Regions from separate parts of the Mus musculus genome. Here region 1 is linked to region 2. Evidence: chromatin loops called from intact Hi-C (ENCODE). Cell type or tissue: heart. All regions are shown on one strand. Region 1 holds the start of Fbxl3 (F-box and leucine-rich repeat protein 3). Region 2 overlaps Mycbp2 (MYC binding protein 2, E3 ubiquitin protein ligase).

Region 1 (5,000 bases), 240 kb after region 2:
CAATCAGTAACCATGGATTCAGAGAGTCACTTCTAGGACCAGTTTCTCAGTTACAGGTTCTGTAACAACATGCCCTACATTTTCTCTAAATAAGCGAATTCAGGTAGGGTCCTGAAGAAACTGGGAAGTTTTTAAAAGCAGAAGTGAGAGAGGTTGTGCTGGAGAGAGTTTAAGAATGAAGGCATTAGTATTCCTCAGAAGTGTATGTAAACTGTCTGGCTTTGTTGACTTCTTTAATAAATATTTGAGCACCTGCTCCATCCAGGTCAGCACTTGACAACAAGCTCTGATGAGGGCAAGGCTGTGTCCTCAGTTGCTTAGTAACCCTGACTTCCTCTCAGGCGCTTGAATGGATCCTGTGAGTTAATGGGTGCGTGGAACCGTGCTAAGTTCTGGGAAACAAGGCATACACAGAACACAAACATGAAAATTGCAGGTGTAGTTTAAGGAGTTAAATCATTTACTGATGGCTTACGGTAGCTAACCTTTGTGCTAAGGCTAGGAGGGCGCACAAGGATGCCCTTCCCAACTTTGCGGCTCTTCATCTTTGTAATGTATTGCTTGCAAATGGGAGGATATGGACTTTGAAATGAGGTTAGGGTGGGTTAACTAGTGTGGTCAACGTCAACAGAAGGGTCCCAGTTGGGGAAAGAAGAAGCAACCAGGTTCTGATAGGGAATACAAGTGTGTGTGTGTGTGGGGGGGGGGGTGAGGGTAAGAAGAAAGGAAGGGTGGGAGGGAGAGAAGAAGGGTGGGATAGAGGGAGGGAGAAGGCACACACAGGACTCAGTGATGATCCACTGTTGGCCTTAAACATGTAAGAACAAGTCAAGCATGAAGAACCTAGACGCCCTGGAAAAGCAGCTGAACAGGTTCCCCTCTTCACATCCCAAAGGCCGTGGCCAGCTGACACCTTGATTTTAGCCCGTTTTGGATATTTTATGTCCAGAATTGCACAAATACTTTTTTCCCTTTTTTACTATTTTAAGCCACTAAGCCTCTGGTTATTTTACAATGGGCTTCATTCACATCCTTGACATGTTTTGGGCTTCCCTAAGCCTGTGAACTAGTTAGTAACCCTTTACCAACTGAGTCTCACAGAGAAAAACAGAAAATAGCCCAGTGATTGATTTTTTTTTTTTTGTATTGCTTACATGTAGAAATACTACTTTGGATGTATTGGATTACGTAAATAAAATGGATGTTGTCCCCTTTATGTGGGTCTGTGCATGTGAGAGAGAGCAGATGCGCTCCAATCCCCTGGAGCTGGAATGACAGGCAGTTGTGAGTGGCCCATTGAGGGGGGGTGAAAACTGGTGTGTCCTCCTGACCAATGAGCCAACTCTCCAGCCACCCTTTAACTTTGTGTGTGTGTCCCTTGTGCTCTCCAGATGAGGTCAGAGGGAGTCAGTTCTCCACATTCACCTTGGTTTCCAGAGATAAAACTCAGGTCAAGAGATTGAACAGCAAGTAGCTTTGCCAGCTGAGCCTTGTCACCAACTGACCTTTAACTTTTAATGTGGAGCTACAAACCTAAATTGCACGAGTACCTTGCATAGATTCCTAATGAACAGTGCTCACCTCGACTCTTATTCTCAGTAGTTGTTCTCATTTATTTGACATTTTAAAATCATTAATACAGAAGATTACACCTCCTAAGGTATAATGTGTGATATTCTGATTAGTGTATTCAGTTTAAATGTTTAATATTTTGTGTGTATCAGTGTTTGCCTGCACGTATGTCTGTGCTCCACTTTCAAGGACCAATCAGATCTCCGGGGACTGGAGTTATGAATGGCTGTGAACCACGTGGGAGCTGGAATTCTCTACAAAATCACCAAGCGCTCTTAACTGCAGAGCAGTGCTCCAGCCCCTTCAGTTCATATACACAACGTCTAATGTTTAAATCGGGTTAGTCATTCTAACTCCTCAGACATATTTTTTTCTGGTTAAAAAGATTAAAACTCCTTTCTTCTAGTTTGTTTAAATGTACATTATATGGTGACGGTCTTAAGTGTGTGACAGAACCTGTTCTCATGACTTCATCTTTTAAAAAATATAATAATTTACTCTGGGCTAGAGAGACAGCTTAGCAGTTAAGAGTGCTTGCTGTTCTTCCAGCTGATCTGAGTTCAGTTCCCAGCGCTCAGGATGAGTGGCTCACATCTGCCTGTAAATAACTCCAGCTCCAAGGAATCCAACATCCACTCCAGACACCACGGGCACTGCACTCAAATGCGCGCGCCGCGCGCACACGCGCACACTCACACCTACAACAAAACGAAAAGCTTATAAAATTAATAGTAAATTAAAAACAAGTACATAAAAGCATTTTAAAGTTCAGCATGTTTTTGTTCCGTGTGGTGGCACATTTCTTCAATCTCAGCATTGAGCAGGCTGAGGTTGGTGGATCTCAGAGTTCCAAGCCAGCCTGATCTACAAAATGAAAATCAGTATAAAGAAAACTGAGGAGGGTAGGAAACGAAAGAGAGAGAAGAGATCTTTACTTTGGAGAAATAACACAGAAAAAGCAGAAGGCATGGTATACAGCTAACCTTAAGATTTTCTGGGGACTTTTCTTATTTTAGGAAAAACTCAGTATCTCCAAGTCCAAACTTAAAAAAAAAAAAGTCAAATATTTGATAGCATTTAAAAGACTCCTTGACTTACAAAACGCTCCACCACCCGGGAGCGAGGAGTGGGGGTTGTCTTTTTTTAATTAGCCATCTGCTTCTTCACACTTTACGTGTTTCTGAAAAGAAATCTCAGACTTGGGGGTTCTGTTTCATAAGTAAATGTGATTTTGAAAAAGTTATGACTCATTAAAAAAAAGCCTTGGAAAAATGGAAATGCAAATATTGTCTTAAGAAACCCGTAGTGATCGCAACGTCCACCACGTTGATTTATTTATTCTTTTTCTAGGTACAGACAGCAACCTCAGAGGCTCCCTTGGCCGCGCCCTCCTCGCGGAGGTGGGTCGCTGTCAGGTGATGTTTACGTCCGGTAGGGGTGCGTCCCGCCCTGCAGACACTCCCTCCGCCTTTGGCGTCGGCTCCCCCGCCCTAAACTTTCCGGTTTTAACCCTGGGAAAGGCCAGCCACGTCTGGCGAACACCAACCCGCCCACATTCCGCCCCTAAACAAACTTGGCCAGGGACAGCCCGGGAGGCTGGAGCCGCCTCGGTGCGCGCGCCCGGCCAGCCCCTTCGGCCGCGCGCCCGCCCCCTCGGGCGGGGACGCGCAGGGGCAAGCGCGCGGCCGCGAACTGCGGGCGCCATTTTGGATTCCCTAACTGGGCCGAAGCTTCGGGCTCGCTGCTGTCGATCGCTGCTCGCCTAGGGCGTCTCGGGCGGGCGACGAGGAGGTGCCGGGGCGAAGGACACAGACCGCGCGGGACAGAGAAGGGACGCGACGCTCTCCTCCCCACACACCGGGGCAGCCGGAGCCGCAAAGGTGGAGCCGCGTCGGCGCCCGCCGCGGGACCAGCGTCTCGGATGCGGGCGGAGCGCGGGGGGCCGCGACGGCGGGAGCTCGGAGACGGGGCCCCGGGAGGCCTCATGTGAGAGGCGCGGGAGCCGCCGCCGCCGCTGCCGCCGTCGTCCGCGCGGCCCGGGGTGCTGTGTGGGGGAAGCCGCCCCCGGCAGCAGGTACGGCGGAGGTTCGGGGCCGCAGCCCGGAGTCGGGCGGGGAGGTCGGCGGCGGCGGCCGGGGGCGCGCGCGGGGCGCGACGGGAACAACGCCCCGCCCCGCCGCGCCCGGGCCTCGGTGTCTGTCAACAAGGCGTGGCCGGCGCGGCGCGCGCTCGGTGGCCGCGCGTGGCGGGGCAGCGAGGAGGACGGGCTCCTCCGGGCTCGCCCTGGGCGGCGCGGGTGCAGGCGGCTGGAAAGCCCGGGGGCCTGGGCGGTCAGTGTGTGCGGAAGCCGGGCCGGGGAGGCGCACGGTGGAAAACTTGGTGAACTTAGGGGCAGCCGCCCGGGTCGCGTGCTGCAGACCACCACCCGGAAGCCGCCCGGGCAGGGCATCGCCGAGCCGCGTGCGAGGTGAGAGCGGGCGGCGGTTTTGTTGGTAATGGTGCCTATCCCACTTGCCCAGATGTTTGTATCTTTTGCTTACACCAAAAGGCGAATTTAAAAAAAAAATGTCCCTGTAGATGTTAAAATGTCTGTAACCCGCCCCGTGTTACCTGTGTGCCGGCTCCCGGTTGTGTCTTGTCTGTGTGTCCAGTCCCAGTTCATCTATATCCACTGTGCTCTCACCATTCTGAGAGTTAATCTTTTTCGTATTGTTCCATTCTTGTATTTCAGCCAAAGAATGTGTGTTAGGTTTCCTTCTATGAAAAACAAAACAAAAGGGCATATGCAAATGTAATGCCAGAACGGGACTTTTAAACCTAAAGTACAAATTTTTTAAAAAATATTTTTTGCATGTCCAGAATATGTAAATGTTTAAAGACAGTAAGGGAAGTTTGGCTCTTGGTTTCAGTTTAAGGAAATGTTTGATTAGCTCACTAATTCTTGGTGATGCTCAAGTTACTGGGTGTCCCTCATTAGTTGCATCTTGGACACTTGATGTAAACACTAGCTAAAGTTGTTGCCACCATACTTTCTCTGGGTTCTTGAAACACTGCAATAAATCAAAACTGCTGGAGCCCAGTTTTCTGTGCTTAGGAAATCGCATTGATATTTAGTGTCCTGTTTTATACACCACACTCTTCCTGTTCAGCTATAAAGGGCACTTTGACTTCCACTAGAAGCAGTATAAAACCCATTACTCTAAACTAGTTGTGTACTAGTGAATGCACCGAATTGTTCTTTATGCAGCAGAGCTTCATGTGCAGATAGTTAAAATAAAAGCATTGGAAATTTCGAATTAAAAAGGCCAACAAGGAAAAGCAATATTTAAAATGTTATTAGCTATTTATTCACTAGTTAATTTTACACCTAATAGTACATAGCACATTTTAACCTTTGGTCCATTAGTTTTCCATTAAGAGTGACATTA
Region 2 (5,000 bases):
TGGTTGCTGACTCTTTTTGCCAGCTTTGAGAGTGGTAATTGGGAGTCCCTTTGCTTCTTCCTATAGCCTCTTACAGGGCATTCAAAAAGCATAGTAGGATTTTTAAAAGTGAGTTTGCTGAAGTGTTTCTTTTTTCCTCCCTTACTAAATCTTATTAGGACTTATTAGGGAACGCCAGATGCCCTTTTCTCCCGTTATAGAAGGTCTCTAGTCCATACATCTAGCTACTGTATCAGTCTATGTTACGGCTTATCTGCTGGAGAGGGTTGTAAAGACCAACTTTATTCACAGTTTTTATAGATAAAGCAGCCTTATCTATTTGTTGACAGGATTGGGTGCATCCTTAGTTGAGTCATGGATATAAATGATCATAACTACTCTTTGCTATTTAGGATGAAGGTAACAATGTCATAGGTATGGTTCTTGCTGATGGTTTTGGAAAGCAGCACACATCACATTACAGAATTTACCTTGAGGGCTAGGTTTAAGCTTGAGTGATGCATCTCTAAATTATTGTACTGTGATATATCTGTACAAATTCCTCTTACCGATTTAAAATTATATTATTTCTAAACTTATGCAATAATCTATGATGTATACTCTTATTTTGACTTTTTACTGCTTTTTAAATAATGACTTTCTTGTATCTACAAATGTACTTGGAGTAGTAGAGAAAGTTAAATATAGGTTCATATACTTAAAATTGGTGATTTAATGGTTTGATCAATTTCTACAAACTGTCAATGAAATATAAGGAATTGGTTTATTGATCTCATGGAAATATTTATGGAAAATAACCTTACTTTGATAATGCCTTCCGATGCTTGTTCATAATATTGTTTACTATAGTTCACTCTCCCCATTTTTATCTACAACTGTTCTTTACTGTGAATTGAATTAAATTTGCTTACTAAAAAACTAAGGATGGCAGGGAAGAATTGGGAATTAGTTTATTTATGTAGGGCATTGAGGTAGATGGGAAAGATAGAAATAGGGCTGAAATTCTAGAGAGCATCAAGCGTAAAGGTGAGAGAAAGGGGAGACAATAAAAGAAACCACGAGAGGAGATTAGAAAACAGAAGAGGAGCAGGCAGGAGCGCCTCGGGCTCTAGGGGAGGAAGAGAATCTTTTCAGAAGTGATAGATACTGAAGAAAACCAGAACAGTTTCTGAGTCACCGATAACTTCTGAGCCAAGTGGTCATAACTGGGATAAGCATAAAGAGGGGAGGGCAGATGGAAAGGATTGGATAACCTGGGGAATATGCAAGAAGGTTATTGGAGGGCAATGGGATAGTCAAGTATGGGAACTTAAGTAGAGAGGATATTAAAGAGTTGAAAGAGGAAATAATTGACAGAAATCAGTGGAGGCAGTTTTATCATGACAGATTAGCCATTAGAAAAGTTAAGGATTGATCGTCCTTTACTAGAGAAGGAAGTGTTTCTAAGTATGCAGACTGATAACTTTATTGAAGATGAGTGCCATAGGTATTCTTTCTGGTGATCTGAATGGGTGGCATCATTTTTTGGCATTTATTGTGTCAGTAAGTGTCTACATTATGCACTGTTGTAGACATTAAAGGCACAGCCTTAAGTACAACAGATGGGATCTCACTGTTTTTGCAGTGTGCACTGGGGGTGCTGGTAACAACTGGTAATTTCTTTGATAATGATGAAAGAAATACAGTCAGCTTCATGGATTGAGCTACTACAGTGATAGGGCCGGCAGAGTCCTCACTGGGAGTTGGCATTTAACTTGACGTGTAAGGAGGAAGGAGATCTGGAAGTGCATATGAGGAAATTATAAAAGCCTTAAGAGAAGAGAAAACATGTGCTTCAGGGAACAAATATATAAGTGAATTATCAGCCCAAGTTGAACAATTTCAGTATTATAGGTTGTTTTGGGTATAAGATTTAAGCCTAAGGTAGGCTTGATTTTGAAGGTATTTTAACAAAATGGCTCAGAGCTTGGACTCTTGACACTACACTGGCTCTAAGTCCTGCCTGTCCTGTCATTTGCTAGTTGTGTAACCTTGAATGTTACATAACTTTCATGTCTTGGTTTTCTTATAGAGTGGAGATAATAATTGCATTATTTTATAGATTAGATGAACAAATACTTATCAAGTCCTTGGAATGTTATATGTTATTAAATATTAGGGGTTTTGTTTTTTTTTGAAAGTGAGGGGTTTGAGGATACGGAGAGAGGCAATAGTCTTGCTTGTAACTCTTGGTTTTTGGATCAATAATTGCTGACTATGGGAATAGCTTTTATGCATTCAGTGACTGAATATGTATGGTTTTGAATGAGTAAGACTGGATGAAATTATAACATTTTCTCAGAGAAAGTGACCAGCCAGGGAAGGCAGAAAAAAAAAAGTTTCCTCAGTTTTCTGAGTGGCAAGATAAGTTTCCATTTGGGAAGTGCCACACTTCTGTGATAGGATTTCACAGCATGTAGATTACCTTTGATGCCAGTTTTACCTTTTTATGTGTTAGGTTGCAGTGTATGTGTGTATGTGTGTGTGTGTGTGTGTGTGTGTGTGTGTGTGTGTGAGAGAGAGAGAGAGAGAGAGAGAGAGAGAGAGAGAGAGAGATAGACTGAGATTGATTCTGCTCTGTAGACGTTTTCAGGTCTGGAACTTATAACATTGCTGGTGGTTGGAGTTACAGCTCTTGTGTCAGCTGCCTGAATGTTTGGTTTTATGTGTTTGAGGTGGGATCTCATGTAACCCTAACAGGATCACTATGTAGCCCAGAAATAAAAGTTATCCTCTTGGTTCGGCATTCTGATGATTACAGGTGAGTACACTAGAGCTGGCCTTTTTACAGTAATCTAAAGGCTGTTTGGCCACACATGTTAAATGCCTTTTAAATGTTGGCTGCTGTTGTTATTATTAAAGTAATATTTACAATTCCAATCTGCTTATTATAATAAACCTTCCTAGTTAGAAGATAGATGAGGAAAACTTTTAGTTGACTGATTCAGGGTAAAAGTGTGACTGGAGGTCAAAGAAAAGTAGAAATTGAAAGCTTTGCTTGACTGTGGGGAAGGGGAAGCAGTGCTGGGAGGGAAGTGGTAAGCTGAGCTAGAAAGAAAAGCCTGCACTCTGGGGCTAGCAGAGCAGGAGAGCAGCCCTGCTCTGAGTACCAGAGAACACTTTACTAAATGAGGATTCCTGTCCTTATTTTAAAGCTAAACTAGTTTCTTTATTACTACTTTCTTTTTGTTAGAAATGCCATTTGACTGGCTTGTTAGTATACTCTGATAAGCCCAGCCTGTGGGTGGTGAAGGTCAGGAGTTCAAGGCCAGCTTCTGATATATAACAACTTCAAGGCCAGCCTCTGGCCCTGGTACTCTATCTCACAGGAAAACAGAACAGAACAGAAATGGTATTTGAGTCCATTCCATCTGTGCTTAGAATTTGGGTTGTAAGAGGTTAAGGAGTCAAACCTATGAATGTTGAAGGTTACTAGATGTTGAAGTTCCTAGTCTTGAGTGTGTTGTATGTCTGGGGATGAAAGATAAAAGGCAGATACTTCAACAACTGTTACGTGATGGTGCCCTGGCCCTGCTCAGCTGCAGGAGCACAGGTGAGGAAGGCAGTCTGTGTGTAAGTGATGCTAACATTTTTATTAATGCTAGGATGTAGATATCAGGAGAGAGAGGGGAGTAAGAATTCATTGCAGGATTGGAGAGATTAGCCAAAAGGACAGTATCTGGAAGAACAAGAAAAATTAAATTTTGATCAGAATTTCTGGGAAAATCCTGATAGTTTTGAGTTAAGAAGAAACATTATTATAGAAGTAGGCTACGGAATGATGCGGGGTTGAGTTAGTGTATGTGTATCTGTGTTGGGTGGTAGTTAATACTTTTCTTCACATAGGTGTTAAATCTGTGAAGTTCTGTATGTTCTATAAACACATTAAGACAATGGTACTACTCTGTTGGTATACTGATTGGTAAAAAATGTAAAATGAATTAGTCTCCTAGCACAAAAGAAGTGAAAAAATATTGGATCTTATAAAAAATATGTTCATTTAATAAATTTAAGTATGTTAATTTAATCATAATATTTTTATATTATAAGCTATTCAGTTTAGAAGTTCAAAAAATAATTTCCTGTTTTACTCAAAGACTGATTAAATGTGTCAATTCTTTTTGGGGGGTGGTTAGGTTAAGATTTAATTTATATATAATAAAATTAACCCTCCTTAAACAGTCACTTAATGAATCTTAGACTATTTTCACCACTTCAGAAAGCTTTTTTAGGGCCTCACACTCCTGCCTCCCATTATGACTATCTAGCCTTTTACCTTTTCTATAATAGTATGTCAGTCTAGTTCATTTTAGGGCAGGGCCATACGTATTGTTGCTACTTCTGTCTTCCATTCTGTGTTTTATGTAAATGGAAATTAGGCCTTAAGACTTCATTGGATTCTTGTAAACATCTTAGCAGGAACATCTTGTGTATGGTACTAAGCACTGCATGTTGCCCCAGCCCCAAGTTACTGGCTTTCCTTACTTGCAGTGGTGCTAACACCAGTACCCAACAGACCTTCCCCTTGTAATAAAGAACTGTGGGAGTAAGGACTGGCACTCTGCACCTTTCACCGAGTGGTTTTAATATCCTTTGATAGTCTTTGACCGAATCAGTAATTTTATTAAAAGTTTAAAAATGTTTTTCCCCTCTTAGAATTCTGCTAATCTTTCTGTATTTATTAGAGAGTGCTTTTTGGTGTCCTATACCAGTGGCAGTGTGGCGGGGCTACAGTTAGCCTCCCAGATTACCCACCTTCCTTCCCAGATTGAGTCACATGCTTTTCTAGATTTGGGGACTATTAAGAACTAAAAGAGAAGGTAGCTGAATTCCCCAGGCATGCTTCCTATTCACTGCATCCATAAGTTGGCTCTGTGATGATGTGGTAGTGCCTGGCCTGTTTGCCTAGAGGAAAGACAGTTTTTATTGGATATTTTATGTATTTACATTTCAAATCCCCT

The links. Hi-C counts contacts between places; a loop is a spot of excess contacts. Peaks named below come from ENCODE experiments on the same cell type or tissue, not always from the same donor. Only the 100,000 strongest peaks of a DNase experiment are listed, where the experiment ranks them.
Region 1: a loop joins it to region 2, with 4 times the contacts of the local background. A loop is called at or near these places in 6 of 42 quality-filtered maps.

Annotation. Positions count from the first base shown.
Region 1 is chr14:103,097,808-103,102,807 of GRCm38, reverse strand. Fbxl3 (F-box and leucine-rich repeat protein 3) reads left to right here and starts at 3,276. Exons shown (of 5, transcript NM_015822.3): 1 at 3,276-3,646. In heart, no CTCF peak of the experiment used is centred here; DNase peaks (open chromatin) are centred at 3,107 and 3,777; H3K4me3 peaks cover 2,477 bases; H3K27ac peaks cover 1,877 bases.
Region 2 is chr14:103,340,169-103,345,168 of GRCm38, reverse strand. All of the region lies in intron 1 of Mycbp2 (MYC binding protein 2, E3 ubiquitin protein ligase), which reads left to right. Among named protein-coding and RNA genes, the nearest start is that of Mycbp2, 4.1 kb to the left of the region's middle. In heart, no CTCF peak of the experiment used is centred here; no DNase peak of the experiment used is centred here; H3K4me3 peaks cover 380 bases.